Linked DNA regions of Homo sapiens: region 1 is linked to region 2. A link is an interaction called in ENCODE POLR2A ChIA-PET data of the cell type or tissue named here. Cell type or tissue: A673. All regions are shown on one strand. Each heading gives the region's core, and the rest is flanking DNA. Links, peaks and the distances in the headings are about the cores only. Region 1 overlaps PCSK2 (proprotein convertase subtilisin/kexin type 2). Region 2 overlaps PCSK2 (proprotein convertase subtilisin/kexin type 2).

What was found. ChIA-PET counts read pairs that join two places held together with the same protein. Peaks named below come from ENCODE experiments on the same cell type or tissue, not always from the same donor. Only the 100,000 strongest peaks of a DNase experiment are listed, where the experiment ranks them.
Region 1: POLR2A ChIA-PET joins it to region 2 with 6 read pairs; 2 of 35 experiments call an interaction of 5 or more read pairs at or near these places.

The regions. Positions count from the first base shown.
Region 1 is chr20:17,241,344-17,257,054 of GRCh38, forward strand. The region is part of intron 1 of PCSK2 (proprotein convertase subtilisin/kexin type 2); the gene reads left to right. All of the region lies in intron 4 of LOC105372546 (a long non-coding RNA gene), which reads right to left. Among named protein-coding and RNA genes, the nearest start is that of PCSK2, 22 kb to the left of the region's middle. In A673, for the core only: no CTCF peak of the experiment used is centred there; no DNase peak of the experiment used is centred there.
Region 2 is chr20:17,348,823-17,364,533 of GRCh38, forward strand. It overlaps PCSK2 (proprotein convertase subtilisin/kexin type 2), which reads left to right. Exons shown (of 12, transcript NM_002594.5): 3 at 9,505-9,618; 4 at 11,710-11,818. Among named protein-coding and RNA genes, the nearest start is that of PCSK2, 130 kb to the left of the region's middle. In A673, for the core only: no CTCF peak of the experiment used is centred there; a DNase peak (open chromatin) is centred at 8,639; H3K27ac peaks cover 2,939 bases.

The DNA of each region.
Region 1 (15,711 bases), core at 4,938-12,937, 110 kb before region 2:
TGGGGTCAGTTCATGACCAGTCACCCATACTATGCTGAGGAATTTGGATTTTGCAGGTAGGTGGAAGGAGGCATCGAAGGGTACTTGGGAAGTGTGGCAGGATGGCCACATACAGGACATCCTAGGATAAGAAGTTGAGCTAATAGTGACTTGGAGAAGCCTTGATCTCTGCCTGGTTTCTTTGTCCTGTGGAATCACTAATTCTGGCAACAAGTAGCACATCATTTAATAGATGATGCCACTAGGAAGTCAGGTTATATGTCTTTGATTCCATTGTCACTGGATGATGGCATCAGTGATACTAATGGCTTGATTAATTATTGTCCTTGTAGTCACACTGAACGGCTGGTAGAGCAGCCAGTTCTATCCATGAAGATTAGTCCAGCTAAGAACAAAACAATTAAATGCACCTCCCCTGACATATAAATATATGAATGCAGAACAAATCCCGTAACTTAGAAGCCAAGAAGAAAAGAAAGAACAGTGGTGTATCACCATGATCCTAGCTCACCTAATAGGCACATTACTCCCTGATATTCCAAAGAAATAATGCTCATTTTTAATTTTTTCTTTCTGGAATGATATATGGAAATGTTGCCTGAGGCTAGAAAGAAAGTTTGTGAGTGAGGCTGTATGTCAGATAACCACTACCTGTCTCATTATCTGGGTGTCATTCTAGACTTGATATAAAACAGTTGTTCAGTTCTTAGGGGGTACATCATAGTTTGAATCCCACTATGGACAGTGAGCTCAGCCCTAGAATAATGGATAACCATGGACAACACAAGCTGCTTCATACTGTTTTCCTGCTTATGGGGAAGAGTGGATCCTGGAATTACAGAAGAGAATTGAGCATTATCCGTGGAGAACAAATGCTTAGGAATGGCATAGGAGTAGGCAGGGCTGGCTTACAGCCAAGTGTACTGAGTGCTAAGTCAGTGACTTACCCCTCTCTCCCCTAGTTTCCCTTCCACACAGCCTCTTACAAATCAGCTAATTACAGAAGAACATTCATACATGAGTTCTTATTTTATTAACAAGTGTGTGTTGAGCCCTATGAAGATGAGGCACATTGAAAGGGGTTGATTCTACAGACAGAAAGATAACAGGTTCAAGTTTATGCCCAAGGACAAGCACACTTATAGTTCTATAGTTCTATAGTCTAGTTTATAAGAATTCATACAATCTGAGGTCTCTATTTTGCTATTGCAAATGTCTACTTTATGTGTTGGGGTGTGACAAACTGTTTTAGCAATTGGTCTCTCGTTCTAAATGCAAAGGACCTTCTCAGACCATGCTAACCTGGTGACACATCCTAATAAGTTGAGGCTGAATGAGATCTTTTGTCACATCTGGTTACTCAAAGACATGATGTCCTCACTCCACAGGCCTTGTGCTATTGAGAGAGGAGCTGAAGTCACACATAAATAATTTAGGCTCCTCCACTGCATGAAAAGCATCTGTTTAAGGAGCTGTCAAGCTGTCCACCTCTCTAGTGAAATCATATTTACTTTATTCATCTAAATAATGTGGCTTGTTTGCCTTCTGTGTGAAATTGTCTTGCACTGTTTCTCATTGGTGGGTTTTATGGGACAGCATATGATTTTCTGTGCATCCATATGCCACTCTACCTCTGGGAATGGAATGGCTTCTTGTTCAGTAGTTTTGATTATTATAGCCCTTTATAGCTTATGAGTCATTGGGTTTACTCAAAATGTCCAGCTCCTCATTCTCATTTTTTTCTCTATGGCCCAGCCATGCCCGTCCTGAAAAATTTTTAAAAAGGAATAATAAAAATAAATAAATAAAAGTCATGTACTCTATATTTCATTTCCAATGAGTTGCTTCTTGTTTGGGTAATTTTTTATTGTATTAGAGACAAGGCCTTACTCTGTCACCCAGGCTGGAGTACAGTGGTATGATCATAGTTCACAGCAGCCTCCAACTCCTGGGCTCTAGTGATCCTCTCACCTCAGCCTCCCAAGTAGCTAAGACTACAGGCACACACCACCTAATCTGACTAGGTTTTTATTTTTTCTAAAGACAAGGCCTGGCAATGTTGCCCAGGCTGGTCTCAAACTCCTGGGCTCAAATGATCCTCCTGTCTCAGCCTCCCAAAGTGCTGGAATTACAGGCCACCATACCTGGCCTTGTTTGGATAATTATAGCAATAGGAGTCCACCGAAGTAAGTTGTGTTTTTTTAGTTATTTGGCATTCTCACACTTGGATGCTCAGAAACATGTGAGCAAATAGCACTGAATGTACCCACAATTATGTCTTGTGCTCAGTTTGTAAGTCACTATTACGTAGGTGAGACCAGAGCAGTTACTGTGAAGTGGAGGTAGCTGCATTTAAGACTGTGAACAGCGCATCAAGAAGCACACACCACAACGTGTGTAATGCCCCTGCCATGATACATCACTTCAATCTAATGATGAGAAAGCAGATGATCCCAATTGAGAGACAGTCTGCAAAATAACTGGCCTGTACTCTTCAAAAGTATTAACGTCATAAAAGAAAGACAGATAGACTAAGAAACTCTTCCAAATTAAAAAAAGAAATGACAACCACATGCAACATGTGATCTTGGATTGAACTTTGGGCCAGATTTTTTATTTTTTTTTCCATAAAGGATGCTATTAAGACAGTTGGCAACATATCAGTGATGTCTGTAAATTAGAAAATGATATCACATTAGAGTTAACTTTCTGATGTTGATACTTATACTGCCTTGTTCTTAGAAAACACACACACACCATCTACAACTTATTCTCAAATGATTCACCAAAGTAATACGTATATGTAGGAAAATAATTTTTTAAATGCAGTAAAATGTTAACAATTGGGGACTCTGGGTGACATGGCTATATGAGTTATTTTCACTATTCTTGCAACTTTTCCATAAGTCTGAAATTATTTCAAAAGTAAAAAAATTACTGCTAAAAGAAAAAATGTGTACATTGATGCAAAACTAACATTGAGGTCTCTCCCTCTATGAAATAGAGCTGGGTTAAACTTTGTCACCAACAATGGGTTTCTGTCCCAGCTCTGCCACTATAGAGCAGTGTGACCACATCCACATAATTCAACTTTTTGAACCTCATTTTTCTCATCTATGTAATCCAGATGTCAACTAGAAATACCTGGACCCTTGAGATGTAGATAAGATCCACTCAAATCCCCATAATGTACCCTGTAGAAGTCTTAACCCTTCCCAATATTCCTTTAAATTCTAGGAGTGGAGCTAGATTTTCGTTTTACTTCTGGATACAGTTTTCTACTTCTACCAAAACTTTCCAGTTAATAAATTATGTCTCCTTCCTACCCAAACAATCATTCTTCACAATGGTTACTCAAGTGTAAAATTCAGCCAACTCCCTTGATTTCCCTTCACCAAAAAACTCTTACCATTCACCCAAGGCATCTGTGACTAGAATGTATTTTCCTGAAGATGTCACAGGTGCCAGGAGGGGATTTATGTTGCAAACACAAAGAACTTTAAGTAAGCACTTGCTTTGAGGAGTCATTTCATCCCCTCATCACTGGGCACGGGCGGTGGCCTCTTCCTGCCCAGCCTCACATTTCTTGCCAGATCCTCGCCACCTTCTTTTATCTGCCCCTTGGTTTCTTTAGTATCTCCTCCTCTCATGGGTGTGGGCAGATTCTTCCCAGGCAGAGCAGGTCAGATCTCCTTGCTCTCTAGGCACCCATGACCTCAGGTACCCACCAACCATCACAGAATTATCCCAAATAGAGACAGTTTCCTCCCGAAGAAGAGCTCAGATGATTACATTCTCACCCTCAGAGTCTCTGCAAAGTGAGACATAGTGCTAGATACACGTGGAGGTCATCTCCAGTGGAAATATGCTGAGATTCTATGAAGTGCACCTGCTTTAAAAAAATGGAAATTACTTTTTCAAGCAGACAGATATCAAACACAAGTTCCTTTCCTCTAGCCTTGTTATCTGTGTGGAATTTAATAGGGTACCAATAAGGTTTCACTAACAAATTACACTTTATACGACCTTGCCAAATGCAGCATTCTTGTGGGTTATTCTAGCTTTTTAAAGGGATATCTTGCTTGTGAAGATACTAGCATGTAATTTTCTAGCTTAGACATCTACTTTTCACCCCCTTTTCTCCTTTATTTAGAAATAACTCTGAACCCAAAGCTGATGTTTGGGAGTAGTTAACTTCTTCTCTTGTTTTCTATAGCTGCTCCAAAGAGCTTGGACCTGACTACAGACCAAAGTAACAGAGAATGCTAGCCTCATCTGTAATTGATAGGATTTTTTTTTTTGCTAGAATATCTGAGAGTATTTTTACCTCGTGTTCAATCTCATGAGTTTCTTTTCATTCCATATCTCTTATGATGTGCCTTCTGTCTTGTGCTTAGCAGAGTCCTAGACAGCTCAGAGCTAACAAGTGCAATGTGCATCACTCATTGGATCACAAATTGAGTTTGGCCAGCACAATGCTTTCAATCTGTTTGACTTGTGGAGGAGCACGTACCCTCCAGTTTACCACAATCCTCACCACTTTCTATTGTCTTTTACCTGATTCGCTTAGTTAGACAGCCTGCTTGACCCCCAATATATTAAATGTCTTACCAATGCCCAAAGAACTCCATAACCTTAGTCATCCACACTGAATAGCACAACTACTTAATAACTCTTGCTAGAATCTAGAACCTCCTGATCTTTTTAATTTACTCAGCAGGTATCTATGACATGATACTCTGCACCTAGGACATGAGCAAAACCGGTGTTGTCCCCATAGAGCTTGCAATCCAGGCATTCCGAGGACTGTGTTCTGAGAGATAATTCTTTCCAGCATACCAAGATAATTTTGAAAGATGAATATTTAGGCAACATGTCAGTACCTCAATTTTCTTTTTCATTTAAGATTCTTCTGCTCCCTACTACTGTATTCGAAACCAGCCTAGTGGATGGCTCTTCCTATAAGCAAGAACTATTTCCTTACTATAAAGTGTGTACAATCCACTTGGCTGTGGGTTGGAGCGGCTCTATTAGAATTGACTGGGGATATTCAGTTGGAGGTTGACAATGAGAACACGACAAGGCAGATGATCAGAGAAATTACAGTAATTACTCACAATCAGTCTTCGATAGTAAGTCACAAAATTAAAAAGGAGAATGTAAGTCACAAACGTAAAAAGGAGAATGTAAAAGTATGAACCAAGAGAGGTTCCATGTTCCTGGTTTAACAGTGGAATAGTAAATGCAGGATATCCTCCAGAAAATGCCTGAATGAATGGTGCCTCTACTCTCTGCTATGGAAGTTAGTTGGGTCCAACGCATTCCATGGGGGACGTGGTCCAAAGTGGACCTGAAGAGTGTGGTCTGTCCCCTAGTGGTCCTAGGCTGTCAATCAGACTATCCCATCCTTGCCTGGGAGAGCAGCTGTTGTTTCACTGATGATAAATAATTCTGCTTGAAAAAAAAAAAGTGGTTTCTCTTTAGTGATGGAAATAGATACTTAATTTGTGTTTTAGATTAGACATAGTCACTCTTATGTTGTTGATAATTAAGAAATAAAATCACTCTGGAAGTTGTTCTTCTCTCTCCCTTTGCTCTGAAGTTGAAACTCAGGCCTGTCTATTAGGTACCTTTAGAATTATCACTGAGATCATTTTACCTTGCACACAATCCAGGGAAACCAGTAATCATCTCTGGGCAGATATCAGTAATGTGCAAAACCCATTTCCTACTTGACTTGGAAGGAGAAAGAAATGTTAGGAAGAGTGAAAAATGAATGGGGAAAAAGAACACATCAGTTCTTCTCCACATGGTCTCTCATCCTCCAGCAGCCTACCCCAGACCTAAATTCAAATGAGCTTCCCTTTCTCTCCCATCCCTACTCCTGGGCATCATGTTCTGCCTATAAGAGATTGCATGCAATTGAAGGAAATAAAGAACGGTCTCTGAGAAAGTCAATAAAATGCAGAGCTTATCCCTGTTGGTAAAATTCAGGTCCCCAAATGAAATGGACAAGCAATTATCAACTGAGCCAGTTTTCAATCCTTGGTGATTGTTTCGTCTGCCAGTTTTTGTTTCTTAAACCTCTTGACAGCAGTCCCTCTTACAAATAAAATTATAAAAATCCTATATAGCAAATGATGTCCAGTGTTCTACCAAACTAGATCCCGACTAAGCCTGACTGAGGACCATGAAAACCAGCACAGTGGACAAACACAAAGAAAGCAGCCAAAGGAAAAGTGAAGAGTCTGATCCGGGAAGCCTTAACTGTTCTGAGGGTTCTGAATCCATTTGAGAATCTGTAATAAGCAGTAGACTCTCCTGAGAACAAGCGAATGCACAGATGCACAAAATTTGGAATGGAGGCCATGCCAAGGTCACAGACCCTCTGGAGCATCTACAGATTCCCTAAGGGAAGAGAACTCTAGTGTTTAAAAGAAGCAGGAAATAGGCTCCATGAGAATTTAACACTTCTTTTTATCTGTTCACAATTGGTTGCCAGTTCCCTGGAGTTCCCTACTGCTGGGAAAATGGAGTGTGTGGGTTCAGAGAGGTGCTATAGCTTGGAGCCATAGTTTTCAATGGGAAAAGGAAGTAAGAGGAAAAGAAAGAAGACAATGAGAAGTGTTGCTGAGATCCATACATTTTTGTGGCATAATGAGAATTTCTAAAAACTCTGCAAGTCTGACTTAGCAGCATTATTATACTGTCACCCAGCCTGAATCTTCAAGCTGACAATTTGCTGCGAGTTCTTCATTCACTTCTTTTTCTCCTTCCTTCTGGAACCATGCATATTTTGCCTTAAGAGAACAAAGTGATGATATAAAAAAGGGTGTGTGTGTGTGTGTGTGTGTGTGTGTGTGTGTGTGTGTTTCAATGAAGAAAACATTTCAAAACATACTAAATGCCCGCAGTATGAGAGGCTTCTTACTAGGATACTCAGGTGAATGTTTGGGAATCTACCACTGTGTTCAATATGTCTTTGCTATTTGCAAGATTTGCAGTCTACTTAAGAATCTCAGGAATGCATCGATCAGCCTTACATCCTTGAGGTCTGTGTAGGCAGCAAGTACCTTATACTACTGTAAGTCACATAGCATCTGTCTTTCTCTCCCTGCGGTGGAGCTTATGATTGCACAAAGCTCTTAAGCAGCTGCTTCTCAGATGCTCAGAAGACAGTGGATCTTGGGTCTGCACTCCAAAAGCAAGAGACAAAAAAGGCCCAGAAAAATAACCAATGCCTACAGGTTAGTCTTTTGTTAGGTTCATGATCAGTCAATTTACCTGTTTATTGCATAAGAGTAAGCTCGTCAGAGGTTCAAATTTTAGCTTTATGAGACCAATTAGCTCCATTTTCTTTCATAGCCAAGAAAGAATCCCAAAGAATCCAGACTCAAGGGTCCCAAGATCACAGCAGTGGGGATGTCACCCATCAACCTGGCTGTCCTTGAGTCCCACTCATCTCCATCAGGAATTCCAGGCCAAAATCTCATGGATTCCTAGTCATGGTTACAAAGGGGCTGGGACGTAGAGTAGGACCACCACACAAGCAGTGTGGATTTACACTCAGGAGAGCTGGGATTTCTGCAGAGAGCTCCCATTCATCTGGTCAGGCCCTGGCACCCCCTGAGCCACAGTGTCTTCTCTAAAAAAATGAGGCAGCTAGACCAAGCCAGGTATGCAACTCAGTAGCCTAAGGTAACACAACCGTGGAAAGGGAGCTTAGTGTGTGACCATAGGAAGTGCAGGGGTAGGTGGGTTCTGATTTGAAACTAGGAAATACATGACCTTTCTGAGGTCATTCAAATTTAAATTTTAAAATATTTTTACATTTTTAACTTGCATCTTGGAAATAATTTAGACTTTAAAAATGTTGCATTAAGTCGGGCGCGGTGGCTCACGCCTGTAATCCCAGCACTTTGGGAGGCTGAGGCGGGCGGATCATGAGGTCAGGAGATCGAGACCATCCTGGCTAACATGGTGAAACCCCGTCTGTACTAAAAATACAAAAAAATTAGCCAGGGGTGGTGGTGGGCGCCTGTAGTCCCAGCTACTCGGGAGGCTGAGGCAGGAGAATGGCGTTAACCTGGGAGGTGGAGTTTGCAGTGAGCCGAGATCGCGCCACTGCACTCCAGACTGGGAGAGAGCGAGACTCTGTCTCAAAAAAAAAAAAAAAAAAAGTTGCATAAATAGCACACAGGTACACCTATGTTCATGGCAGCATTATTCGCAATAGCCAAAAGGTGGAAGCAAATCAAGTGTCCATCAACGGATGAATGGATAAACCAAATGTGGTATACAGGGTGGAATATTTAACCGTAAAAAGGAAGGAAATTCTGACACATGCCACAACATGATGAACCTTGAAGACATTGTGCTTAAGTAAAATAAGGCAGGCACCAACAGTCAAATACTGTATGATTCCACTTATATAACCTAATTCGAGAAATCAAATTCATAAAGACAGAGTGTAGAAAGGTGGATTCCAGGGCTGGGGGGGGAATGGAGAGTTACTGTGCAGTAGGTACAGAGTTTCAGTTTGAGATGATTAAAAAGTTCTGGTAATGGATAATAGTGATAGTTGCATAATGTGAGTGTACTTAATATCACTGAACTATTCACTTAAAAATCATTAAAATTGAAAAGTTGATGTTATATATATTTATCACAATAAAAACATTACTTTTAAAAAGAAGCAGAGTTTCCATATACCCTTCTTTATTCAGCTTCCCCAAAATTAACGTCTTAGGTAAACATAGCAAAATTACCAAAGGCAGGAAATAAACATTGATATAATACTATTAGCTACAGGCCTTATTCAAAATGTTCCAGTTGTCCCACTAGTGTCCTTTTTTCTGATCCACGATTCAATCCAAAATATGATTATATTTAATAGTTATGTCTCCTTAGTTTCCTCTAATTTGGAAAAGTTCTGCAGCTCTTTTTTGTCGTTTATGAACATGATGACTTTAAAGAGTACTGGTCAGTTATGAGTTTGTCTGATGGTTCTACCTGAATAAATACACGTTATGTATTTTTGGTGAGAAAATCACATGAACAATGTGCCCTTCTTAGTGCATCATAGCATGACTCATCACTGGTGAAGTTAACTTAGATCGCTTGGGTAAAGTGGTCTCTGCCAGGTTTCTCCACTATAAAGATACATTTCCCATTGTTTATTATTGTATCTCACCTATTAATTTTAGCATCTATTGGAGATGTTTGCCGGCCACAATTACTATTATTATGACATTTTCTGAATGATGATATTCAATGTCCATCATTTCTTCTACATTTATTAATGGCAATTCCACTGTAAGGAAGAGTTTTCCCTGCACCTCAGTTTACATTTAATTTCTTATTTTAAAAAAACACTAAAACAAGCCAGAATCATGGTAAGATATGTTCCTCTGATACCCACTGGCACTTAACAACTCCAAATTTTCTTTCTAGTGTTAAAAATTCTAAGTTCTAGGCCAGATGCAGTGGCTCACACCTGTAATCCCAGCACTTTAGGAGGTCAAGGCGGGCAGATCACTTGGGGTCAGGAGTTCAAGCTCAGCCTGGCCAAAACAGCAAAACCTGATCTCTACTAAAAATACAAAAATTAGCCAGGTGTGGAAGTAGGTGCCTGTAATCCCAGCTACTCGGGCGGCTGAGGCAGGAGAATTGCTTGAATCCAAGAGGCGAAGGTTGCAGTGAGCCAAGATTGCACCACTGCACTCCAGCCTGGGCAAAAAAGTGAGACTCCAAAAAATTAAAAGTAAAAAAAAAATTATCAGATCCATAATGCTTCCTGCAATAAGAAACAAAAGGTCAAATTTCATACTACCTGATAGTGTTCAAAGTAGAAAGTTTTTGGAAAGCAAAATACAGCACACATACATTTTCTTCCTCTCCCCTCACTTTTTTTATTTTATTAAATCTTAATATTATCCAGAGTATATCAGCAGGGTTAAGTAGAGAAAACATTTAAGAACCATTGAGCCTGGAATTATCACACGAAATATTTATGTTAAATTTGCCATGGGGAATATGGCTTTTAGTGAACAGGAACTAAATCACAAAAGCTACAATGTTCTAAAAAATTTTTATTCACAGAAAAGACCCCTGGTTAAGTTGGCTATGCCTTGAAGATCATCCAGTATCTGCTGATCTGAGTCCAGGCCTGTCCCCCTGTGCCAGGGATGTCCCTTGAGAGCCTTTATCTGAGCTGCTCCAAGACGGTGTCATCAGTTGACAGACAGAACCAATATTATTGTAGAGTTTTATGTTAACACAGCTGTGAAAGCTGAAGAAATAAAACTTTTTTTTCAGCTAGCTACTTGTTTCTGTAGTCCATTGCTGAGTAACAAACCAACCCAAAATTTGGTGGTATAAAACAGCAATTTTATTATACTCATGAATGTGGGAATTTGTAATCCAGGCAGGGCACAGTGGAAATGGCTTGTCTGTGGTCCACGATGTGTGGAGGCTCAGTTGGGAAGACTCAACAGCTAGAGGATGACTGGTATGGCTGGAGTTGGAATCATGTGAAAGCTTCTTAATATGTGCATTTAACACCATAAATGGGATGACTTGAAAGCTGCGCTCTTCCAGGATTGTCAGGCAAAGCACTACACATGCTTCTCAATGTTGCCTGGGCTTCCTCATAACATGGCAGCCTGAGAGGAGTTGGACTTCTTAAATTGTAGGTCAGGACTTTAAGAGCAAGTGTGTTCCAGGGAACAAGGCACAAGTCTAATGGCCCCTTATGACTTAGATTCAGAAGTCACATGGCATCACTTCCACCATACTCGTAATTAAAGTGATCATGTTCCCCAGATGCAAGGGCTGGAATCATGGACCTCATTTCTTGATATGGGGAGTGTTTAAAAAAAAGCTGTGGCTTTAAACAGCCACACTCTTCAAAATTAAAACACTAGAAAAATATAATTTTTAACAGAAGTGGAAAAGAGTCTCTTAAGCTGACTGCCCTCCCCTTTCTCCAAAAAGTCTAAGAAATATTCCCCAAGTATCCCTCTGATTGAAATAACCTCTCCTTTGGGTTTCCATAGCAGCTTGTGAATAACTCTGCTACAGCACATTCTATTCTAACAATAAAAAGAGTAACTTATGCTTGAGTGCAAGATATTATTCCAAGCACTTTTCATGCATTATCTCACTTAATTCCCATAACAAAAACATTTTATAAGTAAAAAATCTGAGGCCCACAAGGGTTAACTAACTTGCCAAAGGTCATAGCGCTGTTACGAGGAAGAGCGAGAATTTAAACCAAGGCAATCTGGCTTCAGAACTCATGTTCTTAAACCACTCCACCACAGAGTACTGTTAATAGATTGCTGTGTGCAAATCTTCCTTCCCTGTGAATTGTGAGCTATTTGTAGGCTGAGACCATATCATCATTACCTTTGTCTCTCCAGCACCAAACACAGTGCCTGGCTTATGACAAGGAACACAAAAATACACAATAGAAAAATGCACAAAAGAGAAGAAACTAAAATGTCAATAAACATATGAAAAGATGCTCAAACTTTCAAAACAATTAAAAATATTCAAATAAGATGAAACATTTTGCCTATAAATTGGCTGCAGTTAAAATATCATTAATAAATGTCAATCCAGTGTTACTTAGAGAATGGGAAAAAGGATATTTTTATTCTTATTTACTTTTCGGTGAATCTTGGAATATACAACCTTATAGGGAAACTTTTCTGAAGTATCTATCAAAATGATAAGTGTTCATAATCTACGACTTAGAGATTGAATTCCTAGGATATATCCTACAGGAAAACTCTCATCTATACAAACAGTGATAATCACAAAGCTGTTCATCATAGCATTTTTAATAGCAAATTGATTAAGATATAGTTCACATGCCATAAAATTTATCCTCTAAAAATTTGCAATTCAGTGATCTTTAGTAGAGTTGCAAAGTTGTGCAATCATTACCAGTATCTAATTTTAGAATATTTTTACCACCCTTAAAATAAATCCTGGACCATTAACAATCACTCTTCATTTCTGTCCCCTCTCAGCCCCAGGCAACCACTAATCTAATTTCCAGCTCTATAGATTTGTCTATTCTGGACATTTCATATAAAGAAGTGATACAATATATGACCTTGCTGTCAGGCTTCTTTAACTTAGCATTAAGTTTTCAAGGTTCTTCCGTGTTTTTACCATGTGTCATTGCTTAATTCCTTTCCATTTAGAAATAATATTCCATTGTACATATATATCATTTTGTTTACTGTTTTATCAATTGATAGCAATGTGGGTTGTTTCTAGTTTTTGACTATCATGAATAATGTTGCTATAAACATTTGTATACAAGAATTTGTGTAAATGTATGTTTTCATTTCTCTTATATGCACCCGTACATGGAATTGCTGGGTCATATGACAAGTCTATATGTTTAACATTTTAAGTAACTGCCAAAGAGCTTTCCAAATAGGCTGTACCATTTTACTATCCCACCAACAGTGTATGAGGGTTCAAATTCCTCCCTATCCAGGTCAACACTTGCTGGTTTGGGTGCAGTTGGGCAGGGGTTGATTTTACCCATTCTAGTGTGTGTAAAGTGATATCTCATGGTTTTAACTTGCATTCTCTGATGTCTAATAATGTTGAACATCTTTCTGTATGTTTATAGGCCATTTTTACTTCTTCTTTGAAGAAATGATTCCTCTAATTTGCACATTTTTAATTGGATTTCTTGAATTTATTGTTGAATTGTAAACATTTTTAAAACATTCCTGTGCGAGATCCTTATCAGAGATATGATTTTCAAAATTTTTCTCCAATCTGTGGGTTGTCTTTTCGTTTCCTTCGCTATTTCTTTTGAAGTACAAATATTCTTAATTTTAATGAAGTACAATTTATGTTCTTACACTTTTGGTGTTGTATCTAAGAAAACATTGCCTAACCTAAAGCCATGAAGATTTATTTATATGTTCTATTCTAAGAGTTGTACAATATTAGCTCTTACATTTGGGACTACTAATCATTTTGAGTTAAATTTTGCATGTGGTATGAGATAGGAATCCAAATTCATTTTTTTCATGTGAATATCTAATTGTCCAAGCACAAAACTGTGCTTGAACAGACTATTCATTCTCATTGAATTGTTCTAGCATCCATGTTGAAAATCAATTGACCATAAGTTGATTATCATAAATTATTTCTGGATTCAGTTTTATTCCATTAAACTACTATATGTCTCTCCTATGCCAGTACCATACTACTTTGATTACTTTAGCTTTGAAGAAGTGTTGAAATTGAAAAATGTGAGTCTTCCAACTTTGTTCTTCTTTATTAAGATTATTTTGGCTATTCTTGGTCTCTTGAGTTTACATTTGAACTTTAGGATAAGCAAAAATGACAGCTGAGATTTTGAAAGTAATTGTATAGAATTTACAGATAAGTTAGGGAGCATTGCCATTTTAAAAAATCCGTGAACATGAGATGCTTTTCCATTTATTTAGATCTTTAATTTCTTTCAGTGATGCTTTGTACTTTTCAGTGTATACATCTTGCACTTCTTTTGTTAAATTTATTCCCCAGTATTTTACTTATTTGATATTATTTTAAATTGACTTATATTCTTAACTTTATGCTTGGATTGTTCATTGCTTGTGTATAGAAATATAATTGATTTTGCATGTTAATCTTATATTCTGCAACCTTGCTGACTCTTTTGTCAATTCTAATAATTTTTCTGGATTCATTATAAATTTCTATGTACAAGATATGTCTTCTGCAAATAGAGATAGTTTTTCTTCTTTCTTTCCAATCTTGATGCCTTTATTTCTTTATCTTGCCTGATGGCATTAGCTAAAATCTCCAGTACACTCTTGAATGGAAGTGGCAAGAGCAGATAACTTTGTCTTGTTCTGGTCTTAAGAAAATCATTCAGCCTTTCACCATTAACTATGGTGTTAGCTGTGAGTTTTTCATAGATAGATTTATCAGATTGAGAAAGTTCCCTTTCATTCCTAATTTTTTTTTTTTTTTGAGACGGAGTCTCGCTCTGTTGTCCAGGCTGGAGTGCAATGGCGCAATCTCGGCTCACTGCAAGCTCTGCCTCCCGGGTTCATGCCATTCTCCTGCCTCAGCCTCCTGAGTAGCTGGGACTACAGGAGCCTGCCACCACGCCCAGCTAATTTTTTGCATTTTTAGTAGAGACGAGGTTTCACTATGTTAGCCAGGAAGGTCTTGATCTCCTGACCTTGATATCTGCCCACCTCAGCCTCCCAAAGTGCTGGGATTACAGGCGTGAGCCACCGCACCCAGCCTTCATTCCTAATTTTTTAAAACGTATTTATTATAAAAGAATGTTGTATTTTGTCACATGTTTTTCTGCATTGGGATGTTCATGTGGTTTTTGTTATTTATTCTATTGATATATTTATTATAGTAATTGATTTTCAGATGTTAAAACAACTTTGCATTCCTGGGGTAAATCCTACTTGGTTATGATGAAAATCCTTTTTATATGTGACTGGATTCAGTTTGCTACTATTTTGATGAGCATTTTTTTGCCATATTTGTAAGGGATCACAATCTGTAGTTTTCTTTTCTTGTGGTATTTCTGTCTTTTCTTCATGTCAGGGTGACACAGGCCTCAATGAATTAGTTGGGAAGTGATTCTTCCTCTTCCATTTTTTGGAAGAGTTTCTGAAGGACTGGAATTATTTATTTAAACATTAGTAGAACTAATCAGGATTAGTAGAATTCATCAGTATTTATTTTGCAGAAAGTTTTAAAATTACTAATTCAATCTCTTTACTGCTATTGAGGCTCTCTGATAAATTTTTAAATTCTGTTATGTACTTTTTAGCTCCAGAATTTCTGTTTGGTTCTTTCTTCTTATTATTTTTATCTCTTTATTGATATTCTTTATTTGATGATTCACCATTCTAACACTTTCCTTTAGTTCTTTAGATATGGTTTCTTTGAACATATGTCTGGGTATAGTGATATCTATATATAATATCATGTGAATATTTATAGTTATATAGTTTAGTCTTTGTCTAGTAAGTCCAACATCTGGGCTTCCTCAGAGAGTTTTTATTATTTTTTCCTCTATGTGTGGAGCATATGTTCTTATTTCTTTTTGTGTCTCACAATTTTTCTTGAAAATTTGACATTTTAAATACTGTAATATGACAGTTTGGAAACCAGAGTTACCTCTCCCCAGGTTGTTTGTTGTTGTTTCTAGGTTTTGTTGTTTTTACTATTGCTATTTGTTTTCCTGCACCCCCACCCCTGTTTTTTTTTCTTTTTTTTTAATTATACTTTAAGTTCTGGGATACATGTGCAGAACATGGAGGTTTCTTACATAGGTATATACGTGCCATGGTGGTTTGCTGCACCCATCAACCCATCATCTACATTAGGTATTTCTCCTAATGTTATTCCTCCCCTAGCTCTGCAACCCCACAGGCCCCAGTGTGTGATGTTCCCCTTTCTGTTTCCATGTGTTCTCATTGTTCAACTCCCACTTATGAGTAAAAACATGCAGTGCTTGGCTTTTTGTTCCTCTGTTAGTTGACTGAGAATGATGGTTTCCTGCTTCATCCATGTCCCTGCAAAGGACATGAACTCATCCTTTTTTATGGCTGCATAGCATTCCATGGTGTATATATGCCACATTTTCTTTATGCAGTCTATCATTGATGGGCATTTGAGTTGGTTCCAAGTCTTTGC
Region 2 (15,711 bases), core at 4,509-12,508:
AATTAATGACCTCTTTAAAGACACTATCTTCAAATGCAACCTCATTCTGAGGTACTGGGGGTAAGGACTTCAACATTTGAACTTAGAGGGAAGAGAGTCCAGCCCACAACAGGCATGACCCGTGGCTCTGCCCTTGGCTAACCATAGGACCGTTAACCAGCCACTTGGTGTCTTCATGCCTTCACTCCTAACCTCTCATGTGGTTGTCGGGGAAAATAACTGAGATAATGTACATGAGTACTCAGGGCACTGCCCAGCGCAACAGTCAGCCCTCAGTAAGTGTCAGCCATCACTAGGGTTTATCCTTATTTTACAGGTGAGCAAACTGAGTCTTAAATGGGCTCCACAGCTTGCTGGAGACCCCACAGCCAGAGAACAACAGGTATAGCAGGGCCTGTAACTCATGTCTGCCTGTCCCCAAGACCAAGCTCTCATCCACAATCCTATGCTGCCTCCTTCACAATATTACACAGAAGGCAGCTGTGTGCCTACAAAGAAGTCAAGCTATATTCCCCTTTCTGTGAGATGAAGGATACACAACCCAATCCATCTCAATTCTTACCAGCTTCCCAAAGCGTGAAACGAAACTTCCCAGCCCTGCCTCTAACACCTTGTGAGAGGAAGAACTTACTCTGTCACTATCTGGTGCCCAGCTCTGTGAGCACACCCCAGAAATGCCTCAGATCCTCTACCCTCCCCAGGAAGATAACAGTGACAAGGATGACCAGGCCAGGGCCCAGAGGTAACTTCTATCTTCAGCCCTAATCCTGTGTCCCATATGGATGCGTCCTCAAGCCCATCCATGGGTGTTAGAGCTAAAGTGTTTTAACCTACCAAGAAAAAAAAAATCCTCAGACTATAATAAAGGCAAGGTATCTTACCATGCAAATTAAGAGGTTTTTCATAAATAAAAGATTCATGCTCTTTGGGTACTTTTGCTACATTTTTAATACTTCCTCCAGCACACTGGCTCACTACGCTGGCTGGTCATTTGAATTACCTGGAAAGTTTTAAACACCGCTGAGGCCAGGGCCCATCCCTAGCAACTCTCAGTTCCCTGCTCTGGTGGTTGGCCTGAGCACAGGGCTTTTGCCACCTTCCCAGGTGATTGCACTGTGCAGTCAAGGCTGGGGACCTCTGCTTCGCGAGGACACCTTGTTTTCTTGTAGTGATGTTAACTCCAGTCTCTGCCTCCTCCATCTCCACATGCCTTTCACTCTGTGTGTCTGTATGTCTTCACATGGCATTCTCCTTGTTTCTAGGCCCTCTTAGTATAATGACACCAGCTGTATTGGATTGAGAACCCATCCTAATCTAGTATGACCTCATCTTAACTAATTACACCTGTAGTGACCCTATTTCCAAATAAGGTCACATTCTGAGGTACTGGAGGTTAGCGCCTTAATATATCTTTCAGGACAGCACAATCCAACCCATCATAGTGGTAAATAAAATAATTCTCAGTGGCACAAGAAATAATTTTACACAATCAAGGACATCATAGATTAATAAACCAGTATTTTTAGCAACATGTTAGTTTTGTGTTTTATGCTCCTTTTCTTGCTCTCACTTCAAGCAAAGACGTCCCTCACCATCTTTGGAGCAGGTTTCCCCTTTGCTCCCCTTTCTCCTGGCCCCTCCCACCCCAGCACAGTCAATGCTAATTAACAGCTGTTTAATTATCAGCCCAGCAGGGAAGTGATCATGGCCCAGGTCCTCAGAGAGTTATATGCACAGTTAAGTTGTCCCAGATACTGGAAGATTGACTGTGTTATGTGCCCATAGGGAGAGGCAATGCGGCTTAGTCGAAAGTTCATAGCATTGAGAATCCATCAACCTGATGACTCTGCCATGTTTTAACTGTTAGACAATGGCTTCCAAACCTTTTTTTCCTCAACCGTAACAATACCAACCCCACAGTTTTGTTGGGAAGATTAAGGCCAGGCGTGGTGGCTTATGCCTGTAATCCCAGCACTTTGGGAGGCCGAGGCGGGTGGATCACCTGAGGTCAGGAATTCGAGACCAGCTTGGCCAACATGGTGAAACCCCATCTCTATTAAAACAAAAATTAGCCAGGCATGGTGGCGAATGGCTGTAGTCCCAGCTACTCGGGAGGCTGAGGCAAGAGAATCGCTTGAACCTGGGAGTCGGAGGTTGCAGTAAGCCAAGATGGTGCCACTGCACTACAGCCTGGGTGACAGAGCAAGACTTCATCTAAAAAAAAAAAAAAAAAATTAATGTAGTAAAAGTACCTTGTTAAGTATACAATCATATGCAAATGCACAGGGATGTTTTCTGCTTCATCTTAGCATGGTCATAACTGGCACATCATAGAGAGACTAGAGGTGGGTAAGGGATGGGTAGAGTTGCTTGAGCAACATTTGTGCACAAATGTCAAATTAAGGTTCAAAAGTTGAACTGGAATTGTGAAATAGCCATCTGTTCATTTTAAAGAAAATATTAACTAGTACCAATTCTATGAATCTATTCCAAAAAATCAAGGAGACTCCTCTCTAACTTATTCTACAAAGCCAGCATCACCATGATACCAAAATCTGGTGAAGACACAGTGAAAAATGAAAACTACAGGCCAATATCCCTGATGAACATAGATGTAAAAATTCTCAACAAAATACTAGCAAACCAAATCCAGCAGCACATCAAAAAGTCAATTCACCACAATTAAAAAGGCTTTATTCCTAGGATGCAGTTAGTTCAACATATGCAAATCAATATATGTGATCATCACATAAAGAGAATGAAAAACAAAAACCATATTATCCTCTCAATAAATGCAGAAAAAACTTTTAATAAAATCCATCATGCCTTCAAGAAAAAAACCCTCAACAAACTAGGCATTGAAGAAACATACCTCAAAATAATAATAACAGCCAGCTATGACAAACCCATAGTCAGCATCATACTGAATGGGCAAAACTGGAAGGATTCCCCTTGAGGACAGAAACAAGACAAAGATGCCTACTCTCACCACCCCTATTCAACATAGTACTGGAAGTCCCAGCCACAGGAATCAGGCAAGAGAATGAAATAAAAGGCATCCAGGAAGGAAAAGAGGAAGTCAACTTATATCTCTTCATTTATGATATGATTCTATACCTAGAAAACCCTAAAGACTCAACCAAAAGGCTCCTAGAACTAATAAAAAAAGCTTCAGTAACATTTGGGTTACAAAATCAACGTGCAAAAATCAGTAGCATTTCTACACGCCAATAACGTTCAAGCTGAGAGCCAAATCAAGAACACAATCCCACGTATAATAGCTATAAGAAGAATAAAATACCTAAGAATACATTTAACGAAAGAGGTAAAAGATCTCTACAAGGAGAACTACAAAACACTGCTGAAAAAAGTCATAGATGACACAAACAAGTGGGAAAGCAGTCTATGCTCATGGATTGGAAGAATCAGTATCATTAAAATGGTCATACTGCCCAAAGCAATCTACAGATTCAACGCTTTTCCTACCAAACTACCAATGTTATTTTTCATAGAATTAGAAGAAACAATTCTAAAATTCTATAAAACCAAAAAGAGCCCGAATAGCCAAAGCAATCCTAAGCAAAAAGAACAAAGCTGGAGGCATTGCATTACCCAATGTCATATTATATTGTAAGCCTACAGTAATCAAAGCAGCATGGTAGTGGTACAAAAACAGACACATAGAACAATGGAACAGAAAAGAGAACTCAGAAATAAAGCCACACACCTACAACCATCTGATCTTCAAGAAAGTCTACAAAAGTAAGCAATGGGAAAAGGGCTTTTTATTCAATAAATGATGCTAGGATAACTGTCTAGCCGTATGCAGAAGAATAAAACTGCACCCCTTTCTTTCACCATATGCAAGAATGAACTCAATATAGATTGAAGATTTGAAAGTAAGACATCAAACAATAAAAACTCTAGAAGAAAACCTAGGAAATGCCATTCCAGACATAGGTCTTGGTAAAGATTTCATGATGAAGACTCCAAAAGCAATCACAACAGAACAAGAATTGACAGGCGGACCTAATTAAGGTGCTTCTGCACAGCAAAAGAAACTATCAACAGAGTAAACAGGCAACCTAGAGAATGGGAGAAAATATTTGCAAACTATGCATCTGACAAAAATCTAATACCTAGAATCTATAAGAAACTTAAACAAATCAACAAAAAAAAAATCCCTATTTTAAAATGGGCAAAGGACATCAACAGATACTTCTCAAAAAACACACAGGTGGCCAACAAACATATGAAAAATACTCAATATCACTAATCATTGCAGAAAAGCAAATCAAAAACCACAGTGAGATACCATCTCACAACAGTCAGAATTGCTGATTAAAAGTCAAAAAATAGGCTGGATGCGGTGGCTCATGCCTGTAATCCCAGCACTTTGGGAGGCCAAGGCGGGCGGATCACGAGGTCAGGAGATTGAGACCATCCTGGCCAACACTGTGAAACCCTGTCTCCAAAAAAAATACAAAAAAAAATTAGCTGGGCGTGGTGGCACACGCCTATAGTCCCAGCTACTCGGGTGGCTGAGGCAGGAGAATCGCTTGAACCCGGGAGGTGGAGGTTGCAGTGAGCCAAGATCATGCCACTGCATTCCAGCCTGGTGACAGAGCAAGACTCCATCACACAAAAAAAAAAAAAAAGTCAAAAAATAGTAAATGTTGGCGAGGCTGTGGAGAAAAGAGAACACTTATACGCTGTTGATGAGAAAGTAAATCAATTCAGCCACTGTGAAAAGCATTTTGGAGATTTCTCAAAGAACCTAAAACAAAATTATCATTCAATCCAGCAATACTATTACTAGCTATATACTCAAAGAAAAATAAATCATTCTACCAAAAAGACACATGCACTTTTCTGTTCAGTGCTACACTATTCACAGTTGCAAAGACATGAAATCAACCTAGGTACCCATCAAAGGTGGACTGGATAAAGAAAATGTGGTACACCTCATATACACCATGGAATACTATGCAGCCATAAAGAAGACCAAAATCATGTCCTTTCCAGCAACTTGGATGCAGATGGAGTTCATTATCCTAAGCAAATTAACACCTGAACAGAAAGACAAATACCAGGAGTCCTCACTTATAAGTGGGAACTAAACATTAGGTACACATGGGCATAAAGATGGGAAGAGTAGACAATGGGGACTACTAGAAAAGAGGAAGAGCAGGGAAAACAAGGACTGAAAAACTGCCTATTGGGTACTATGCTTACTACCTGGCTGATGGGATCATTCATACCCTAAACTTGAGCATCATGCCATATATCCATGTGCCCCCTGAATCTAAAATAAAGTTGAAATTACAACAAAATTTTTTTAAATGTTTAAAAGATATTCTCATAGAAATAATAGTGATACCCAGTAACAAAGACTTCTACTTTCTTATGTTTTTTATTTGTACAAACGTGTAAGCCAACGGTCCTATTTGAGGAAGCGTTCTAAAACTAAATACAGAAGTGAACTATACGTTATTTTCTGAGAAGGGGAATAATTAAGTTGTATGCATGTTATTCGTATCACATCTAAATGGTAATAAAAGGTATAGTGTATGGAAGGCTAAAATTCAGAGAAGGAGGAAGAGAGAATAAGTCAGTGACCTTTTAGTAATAATGTGAAAATATAGTTTAGACACTCGGAAATATTTCTCTGACATTAAGGGCTTTATCATACATGGAATTGTAACACTGCAGTCTTTCCCAGAGGTCTTCTAAAATAGTTTATAACCCAATCTGTCCGGTCATGGTAATTTTATTTATAATGGAAAACAATCTAAATGACTAATAAGAGGGAAATGGATAAATTGTGGTATATGACTCTGGAACATTTAGGTAGCCATTAGTATTTAATTTTACTTAAATTTTAATTTTAATTAAAGTATGATAGCTAAGTAGCAGCATATTACAATTCTTATGGTAGGATACTCAGTGAAAAAAGAATTCACAACTTTATAGTATGATTACTACTCTTTAAAAATTAGGTATGAATATGAATTAAGATTGAATGAGAACCCAGAACAATAAACATGATTAATGGGGTTACATGGTATCATTGTGGGGAAAAAAAAAAGTTTTCCAGTTATTTGTGTGTAACAAGTGAAAGCATATATTGTTAAAGGTGTTCGTCTCTTTCAAAGTGTAACTGTGGACAAGAAGATAAACTGACAGACTCAGAAAGCCCCCTTCAGTCTCAAGACTCCTAAATTGCTGAGTTGCAAGGAGGCAGTGCCCAGAGAATGCAGCATTCCTAAGCATCACTAGTTTCCATTAAAACCTAATTTATGGAATTAAAAATTAATTTCATGGAAATGAATTTGAGCAGTCTTTTCATTAGAGCACACTTGGTCTAAATGAGTTTGGAGTGGTTGTAATAGCCATTCCTGCACTGTTATTTATAAAGGTGAAATCTGATGTGAGTATTTTTGTTCTTACGCTACTGAGAAACAACATATTGCTTAGAGTTTTCAAACTTCCATGTGATAGTTGCTCTTGCTCCCCGAAGATCCTCTCAGGGAAGTTATTTACGACAAGGAGTCCCATAGAATGGGAATCCCTCAGTGAAAGTCAACCAAGGCCTCCGATTAGTGAGTAGAGCAGATAAAGGCCTCTCGTTGTGGAACCAAAATGGGAAGAGGCAATGGCCAAAGTGAGACACCTTCTTTCCCAAGTGCAAGAGGCACTCTTGCTTCCATAGTGAAAGAAGTTTGCGAGATGGGTGTATCTGATGGCTATGTTTCCAGGTGGAGAACTATACATTTACTTCAACATTTTAAACATTCTGTTAATGAATATGCACATGTGTGCACGCAAACACACACACACACACACACACACAGAGAGAGAGCTATGGGAATATGCTGCAAAAATCTCTGACTTCAGGGAAAATAATTGACCAAGGCCCCCAGCTGCTGCACTCTGAAATCTGTCACTGTGCCAACAAGGCCACACTCCCCCCAGTGACTGCGAGCAGCAGGGGAACTCAGGCAGGCCCATTTCTGGGAGACACAGGGCTCCTCAAATTTAATCCCCAACAGTTTTACCAAACCATCCTTAGAGTACAGGGGAATCAAGGATGAATTTGCCCAACTTTGTTCACTGTTCTTTACTTGGGGTCAGACTTACATCACAGTTTCTTGTATTTTTCTCTCATAAAATACTTGCACATTTAATCCCATCTTGGCAATGGCTTCCTAGAGGATATACATGTGTGTGTGCATATATATGTACATATGTGACAGTATGACACACACATATATACACACATACACATATATATTTATATATATACACACATACATGTGCATAAGTATATATATATATGTATATGTACCTTTGAATCATAATTTATCTCCATTTGATGGGCACTAGTTAGGTCCAAATTTTTGCCGTTATAAAAATACCCATCTATCCCATTTTTCTAATTATTTCACATTTCTTTGGGGAGATTTTTTTTTAAGCTTGCCACAGTGACTGTGACTGTCCTTTGTTGGAATACCTCCAAAGAACTCCCAGAGCCAATGCCACACTTAACACTTGTTTTCCACATGTATAGATTTTCTGGTGTGGCTTCAATTTCTCTGGTAAATGAGCTTCAGGCCTTCTCATGTCAGTGTGCAGAGTAAAGAAGTGAGGATCTAGCCTTTCACAGGATCCTCTGCAAGGCAGTGCAGTAAGGAGGGGAAGGGTTTTCTGCCACGTCTGTGGTCTCTTCATTCTTCTCTTCCTGCTGTCATTCTCGACCTGGGCCCTGCTGTCCTTCTCTCATCTGGTATCCATTAGAGTTCTTGATTACAAGCAACAGAAATGGATTCTGCTTCACTTCAACCAGAGAGAAGTTGTCAGGAAGATATCGGGGGCTCACAATCAATGGGCAGCTGGAGGATCAGTCTTGAAAGCTCCGGGGCTGGGTTGCAGGAACATAGTGAGGATCTTTTACTAGAAGAGCCTGGTGAGGGAACCTCCAGGATAAATGGGCTCCAGGGGATCTTGGTCCTTGCTTCACCTTCCCAAGATTCAAATCCTGGGAAAGAGACACCCACAGAGGCACCCCTAAGGCAGAGGGAGACTCTAATGCCTGCAGCAGGCGGGCACCTAGAACTTCACTCCACCAACACAGAACCTGATGGATTGGAAGTAATTCCCCCAAATACACTGGGGAGATTTGGGAAGAGGAAAAAAAATGTTGGGCTACAAAATATAATAGTAATATCTAGCAGCACCCTTTTATATATGTGCATAATCCTTGAGTTTGTACATGTTCGGAGACTGGCCACAACTGTTGCATGATAAATTAGTCTTTGTCCAAGTGAAAACAAGTTTCCTGATTAAAACAAAGCCTAGCCATTGCCAGAAGCTGCTTGAACTAACTCAGCTCCTAAATTGCATTTACATCCAAGAGCTTGGGGTTCTTTCTGGCTGTCCAAAATTGAAATGTTGTCAGTGCAAGGACACACCATCCATCAATTTCTTCTCAGAGGTTCCTCTCTACCTTCTAGGACTTTGCTATGGCATTTGTTGGCTCTCCATGCTGGCCTCATTGTTTGTCTGTTTGTTCTTGTCTTGGGGAAGTTTTCTTTTTCAGCAGATTCTCAAACGTGATAGCACTGTCAACAAATTAAAGACTGGGAAGCCATCCAGAAAAATTATACATGCTGTTTTCACTCTCTCTCTTCCTGAATCCACATCAGTCCTCTCTCCTTAATAGAAATGTTCCATTGTTTTATTTCACTTAATGACCCCTACCACATTATCTTCTTTAAGAATACTTTACTCAGCCAGGTGCGGTGGCTCATGCCTGTAATCCCAGCACTTTGGGAAGCCAAGGCTGGTGGATCACCTGAGATTGGGAGTTCAAGACCAGACTGACCAACATGGAGAAGCCCTGTCTCTACTAAAAATACAAAATTAGCTGGGTGTGGTGGCACATGCCTGTAATCCCAGCTACTCAGGAGCCTGAGGAAGGAGAATCGCTTGAACCTGGGAGGCCAAGGTTGCAGTGAGCCAAGATCATGCCATTGCCCTCCGGCCTGGGCAACAAGAGCGAAACTCTGTCTCAAAAAAAAAAAAAAAAGAATACTTTTCTCTATCTAATTCTTACTTTAGGGAAACTCACTTTGAGTCATCACCAAAGCCTGTCTGTTCAGTGCAACCATAAGTAAATGCTCTCATAAAATAATGGTAACGGGTCAGGCACAGTGGCTCACGCCTGTAATCCCAGCTCTTTTGGAGGCTGAGGCAGGCAGATCACTTGAGCTCGGGAGTTCGAGACCAGCCTGGGAAACATAGCGAGACCCCCCCTAATCTCTACAAAAAAATACAAAATAATAATAATAATGGTAAGGTGAGCATGTATATGAGATGAACTTGCTTTTGCCAAAGAAAAAAATACACCTGATATACAAATGAAATTTGGATTCATGGAAACAAATTCCAGAAGACAGAATGTTCAGATTATATTCAGGTAATATGTCAGCATTGTCATTCCAGGTAAAGATGGCTTTGCAGCAGGAAGGATTTGACCGAAAAAAGCGAGGTTACAGAGACATCAATGAGATCGACATCAACATGAACGATCCTCTTTTTACAAAGCAGTGGTATCTGGTGAGTGTCTTTATGTCCTTTTGGACATTTCCCATCTTGAGACTCTGGATAAAAGATGAATTCCTGTATCCTCATTATTCACTAGGATGTTAGCCAGTATCCAACCCAGTGACCCTCTCTGTCCCCTTACATATGTATTGATTTTCTGTCACCACCTGTGCATCTAGTTCTCTAATCTGCTTTCTTCTGGAACTGCTAAGTAGCCCTTGTCTCCTAGGGTGGAGGCTATGACCAACAACTAGTGGAATTCTCTTCAGTTCTGAAAAAGTGCACCAGTGTATGACTGAAGATTAGCAAAACTATATAAAAGTCAAATCAGAGGTCTGGGAAGAGTAATGCAGGGGTTTCAACAGACAGAGTAACAGGGGACATAATGAAGTCACAGGCCTAAAAGAAAGGATCCAATGACTTTGCAAGGGGCTAGCAAGAAAGCTTGGAGACTAAAGTAGCAAAAAGAGCATCTATTAATGCTTCCTAAAACAATGGCAGGAAATCAATTCCATGGGGCTTAACTGATGCAGGCCTGGAGGCACTAAAACCCATTTTGCCTGGTGAAGTGAGCATTTTGTGGGTCACCAACAGTTCATCATGATCCATTTGGATTGGCCAAGCTATGTTTAAAAAGGGATCAGTGACTCCAAACCAACCTGAACTGCAGGGCATATTGACAGAAAGGGAGTGACTAATTTGTAAATGTGAATGAAGCTGTATTTTATTTAAGATTAAAAAGTGATGAACAAGAGAGAGAACTAAATTACAGCCTTGTGGACGGCTACATTACAGGAATTCATCACAATTTCCCTTCTGGGGCTTCAGAGCTTGACTCTGACTTATGCTTTTTGGCATGGAAGTCCGAAAATCCAATATGGGTAATTGAATGAGTGTACTTGTATTAGTTAGGATAGGCTAGGTTTGTTGCAATAATGAACAACCCTCGGATCACAGTAGCTTATCAAAAGCAAGGCTTGTTTCTCACTTTTGCTACACGACTAATGCTTCATAATTGCTCAGAAACGCAGGCTGACCAACCTCCATCTGAGCTCCATTCCCACACTGCTTTCATAAGCCCTTCAGCAAGGAAAAGGGGCAAATTGTAGAATTTTTAAAAGAAACTCTTAAAGCTTCTGCCTGGATGTGAAAAAATGGCACATGAGATCACATGTCATTGGCCAAAATCAGTCATCCGCCATTCTAACTTCAGAGTGGGTGGAGAGGTGTGTAGTCTTAACATGTCTTTAGAAGAAAGAGCACAGTAAATTTTTTAAAGAGCCCCAATGACAATCATACAATGTTTTAGCAATATCATAACAGCCACTGATCACTGTGGGCTTTTGCCAGTACAAGCTCTGACTTCATTATTTTTTTTACAATCCATCCTGGAGAAAACCTACACAGTACAAAGACACATGAAGATTGGGAGTGGACATATTACTGTGGAATTGCTCTTTGTTTTCCTTTCTTTCTTTTCTGAAATATTTTTGGGGGCCAGGATGAGGGGCCTTAGGATTTATTTTTCTGCATTAGAACATGCACTAAAGGTGAGCCAGTTTTCTTTAATTCAGTTCAACAAATACTTTTGAACAAGACTTAGTGTGGTGGCACTGAAATTACAAAGATTAACTAGGACATGTCATCTCCTGCAAAAGATATTGTTATTTAGTAAGAAGTTATATTCAAATAAGAATAATCCAAAACAATATGCTGTAAATTCAAAACATGAGGTAGAAACAAAGAGCTATGAAAGTGAGCATTTAATTCTAAATCAGGGAGGGTTTCCTGCAATAGCAGCTCTCTTATGGAAAAAGTTTAAAGATAGTGATCTAGTTATAAGATATTAGGGGATTGAAACTATGTTTGCATATTTACAGAAAACAGAAAACACAAAGTGTTTATACCAAAAAAAAAAAAATGGAGAGGAAACACTATAGGTAGGTTGGGAGGGACACCCAAAAGTACTGTTTCATGGAAGATGTGGCCTTTGAGCTGGTCCTGAAATATTAGATGGCTATAGAGTATGTCAAGTAAATATGTACATGGGTGCTTTACAACACCAAACTAATACCATTCTCTGCTTTGAAATTCCTGTACCAGATCAATACTGGGCAAGCTGATGGCACTCCTGGCCTTGATTTGAATGTGGCTGAAGCCTGGGAGCTGGGATACACAGGGAAAGGTGTTACCATTGGAATTATGGATGATGGTGAGTATTTTGAAGCCTGTGCCTCATTTGGAAATAAGCGTGCCTTTGCTTGCCTTTTGATAAAAGTTGTATTGTTTTGGAGATGCTAACCAGAGATGGAACAGCAAGATACTGGGCATGATGGCCACACTGCACTGTGCCCAGATCTTCACCTTTCTTCCAATCAGTGGTCCTCAAACTTGAGGTTGCACTTAACAAATATTTTTTGAATTAATAAATAATAAGCTAAACAAATGAATAAATGAAAGCTGCCTATCACTCAACCATAATTTCTTACTGCTTACACTTTACCTTAAAATGTCCTCTAAACTCTTTATATTCACCATCAATTTCTCTAGACTCACACTATCCAATGTAGTCACCACTAGCCATATGTGCCTATTTAACTTTACATTTTAATTAATTAAAGTTAAATAAAATGTAAAATTTTATTTCAATTCCTCAATCACACTAGCCTCAAGTTCTTGATATCCACATGGGGCTAGCAGCTGCTGAAATTCAATTCCATTTTCATCATCACAGATAGTTACATTAGCGTGACTCTACATCCATAAAACAGCTTTTCAGTAACAGGATTGGAGCTTGGGGAAATTTGACTTTATTGCTGCTTTCAGAATGAACCCTTGTAAAGTAGCCTTTGATAACTTTTTATTACAGACATCCCTTACATGTTATTCAACCTGCGTGCCTACCAAAGACTTAGCAGAGCTTCATTTTCTATAGTTTGTGATATGAAAACCAATGGGCTTGATGAATTGGCATTTTTCCAACTACACACGTCCTTGGCCCTGCCAAGATTGTGGAGAATTGCCGCCTGTGGTCGTTTCACTGGGGATGTGTTGTTGCCCTCCATCACCCATCTGGGTCTGCCAGCAAAAAGCTCTACTGTGCATTATTGACCCAATTATATACAAAGGCTACACAGAGATGAAACAGTTGAGCCTTTCCCATCCGAAGATCCTCAAAGAACAGAACACTATGTTCCTTAAAGTGAGGCTTTGAAGCAGAAATGACAGAGGAAACCAAGAGGAGCCAGCCTGCTTAAAACCTGCGTTGTCTTGTGTGGGCTCATTAAATATCAACATAAAAACAATGCCTCAATGTTTTTTGATGTGTGAGACATTTTTAAGTGGATGTAAAACCTTCCTCCAGAGGCCAAGGGCTCTCACAAGAAGAAAGGAGCCCTGCATGAGAGTGTGTGTGCTCAGATGTCAGGAGTTTATAAATGTTTCTTCTTTTCTCACACTTGTTCTTGAAAACTGTTCCAAAGGGGTTCAGGCCAGCTCACCCAGGAAAACAATGCATCAGGATTTGGGGAAAACCTACCTAGGAGATATTGTCATGACCATTTCTAACAGCATATCCTACTGGGTATCCCCAGCCGGGGATCAGAGAAGCCACCCTAAAAGTGGCACTAAAGTGCCAACAGATGTGCATTGCTCTGCTCTTAGGAAACCTCCAAGAGTACTGTAGATGCCCATTTCAGAATACTTTAACTGAAAGCTCTTTGACTGACTCCTAAAGTCATTGGCTCCTGACTCATTTCCACATGCAAAGGCAAGCCCTTTAGAAAGTCTCAGCAGAATTTCTCATTTGATGTTCTTTCTTCAGCTGATTAATGGCCTTTGGGTTCCCACAAAAGTAAACTCTGCCCCCCAATTACAATTCCTGGTTTCTTCTTCATTTTAGTCAATTACTGCTGCAGAACAAAGAATCCCAACATTGAGTGGTTTAAAAAACAACCATATTATTATCTCTCACGGTTCTGTGGGTTGCTGGAGTTCATCTGGGCAGTTCTGCAAGTTCCACTGGAGTCTATCATGCAGGTGGAGTCAGAAGGAAGTTGACCCTGGAGTCAACTAGAGGCTCCAATGGGAGGCTGAAAAGGCTCAGCCTCCCTCCCTTTCCATGGAGTCTGAGGACCTCTCCTCTCACATGAGGCCTCCAGCAAGGTAGATGGATTTCTTATAGGTGGCTCAGGACTCCCAAGAGTAGGCCTTCCAAAAGAGAAGAAGCAGAAGCTGCCAGTCCTCTTAAAGGCTAGACCTGGAATGGGCACCGGTAACTCTGCCACTTATGTTGGATGAATGGTCCCAGGGCCAATCCAGATTCAAGTGGAAAGGAAATAAACTCTGAATTTGTGGCCATTTTTAATGCATCACATGCTATTCCATATGATAACTGAAGAAAAGTATCCAAGTTCACTGTTGAATAGCAAAATGAGCACATTTGGGACAAGGGCAGCTCCCCACATGGTGAGGACAAGGACAGATGCTCTTGCCATGTAATTGGCCATCTCTGTCCTCACAGCTAGAACCGGGAAGGCTGGCAACATCAGTACTGCATTCTCTCTCTTAACGACCTGCACGCATGAATGGTATGGTGCCATGTCCCAGACATTTTCTTGGCAAGATATTCCAAAATAAGGTTAAAGACAGACACAGATGCCAACCCTGATACCTAAGGGCAAAACTAATGTCATATTCTATCAACATTGTCTCTCCACATGTTGGCCTGTGTGGCAAATGTTCAATCATCTGCGTGCAGAAGTTTAAATTTGTGGACAGCCAGTTTTAATCACTGCCCTCCCATCTCTGGTTGCCCAACTCCAAACTCAGCCATCATCCCCTCTGCTGGATCCAGTGACTCAATGGATGCTCAATAAATATCTGCTGCCTTCACGTAGGTACAAAGCAATGTCATTTCCACATGCTACATATCACTAGGAGAGGACCTCCATGGTTAGCTGCTGTCTAAAGGGGCAGAAATTATTTCTTAAGGGTCTACTAGGACATTTCACCTATGTAGATATTAGCAAGGACCCCATTTAATGATGACAACTTCCGCCCTTTTACTGTAATGGAATTGTTTAGAGTTGGGAACTTGACCTGGAAAATGGAATGTGATCATGACAAGATACAGGGATGGACAAGAGTCATCCAGCCCAAGAGTAATTCAGGGCAGATGGCTGGTTCTCAAGATCACACAAGATCAGAGAAGGCATGGGTCAAGGCCCTTAGCCATTATCAGATGGAGCCAAGGAAGTGAGATGGAAGGCCAGCGAGCTAAGGTCAGAGGGAGCTTCAAGCTGAAGTAAGAATAAACAACTAACAGTAAAAACGACGAACATTTATTGAGTAATCACTATGTGCTAGACACTGCTTAGCATTTTGGAAATACAACCACAGTTATTCCCTAAGGTTGGTATTATTATAATCGCCATTTTACAGATGAAGAAACTGAGGTTTAGGGAGGCAAGAAACTGCCCAAAGTCTCACAACTAATTCTAACCACCATTCTTGGTACTTGAAACCTAATCCTTTGCTCTGCCTTCCTGGTGAGACTTTATGAATGGGAGCCTCATTCAAAATAGCATTAGGAGATATACCTAATGTTAAATGACGAGTTAATGGGTGCAGCACACCAACATGGCACATGTATACACATGTAATTAACCTGCACGTTGTGCACATGTACCCTAAAACTTAAAGTATAAAAAAAAAAAAATGACACCACCAGGATGTGGAAATTCTCCAGGACAAAAGACAGTTTTTTCAATAAATTCAAATAAATAAATAAATAAAAGATTCAAACCTGAGGACCACATAGTCACCCACACCCTTCTGAGAGATTTAGAACTCTGCATCACATAGAAAACAGTAGGAAGGTCCAGCAGGGTGACTGCTCCAGTTACTTTTGCTGCATAACAGATAATCCTGTATTAGTCCATCTTCACATTGCTGATAAAGACATACCCAGACTGGGTAATTTATAAAGAAAAAGAGGTTTAATAGACTCACAGTTCCATGTGGCTGGGGAGGCCTCACGATCATGGCGGGAGATGAAACCGTGTCTTACATGGCAGCAGGCAAGAGAGAGAGTGAGAGCCAGGT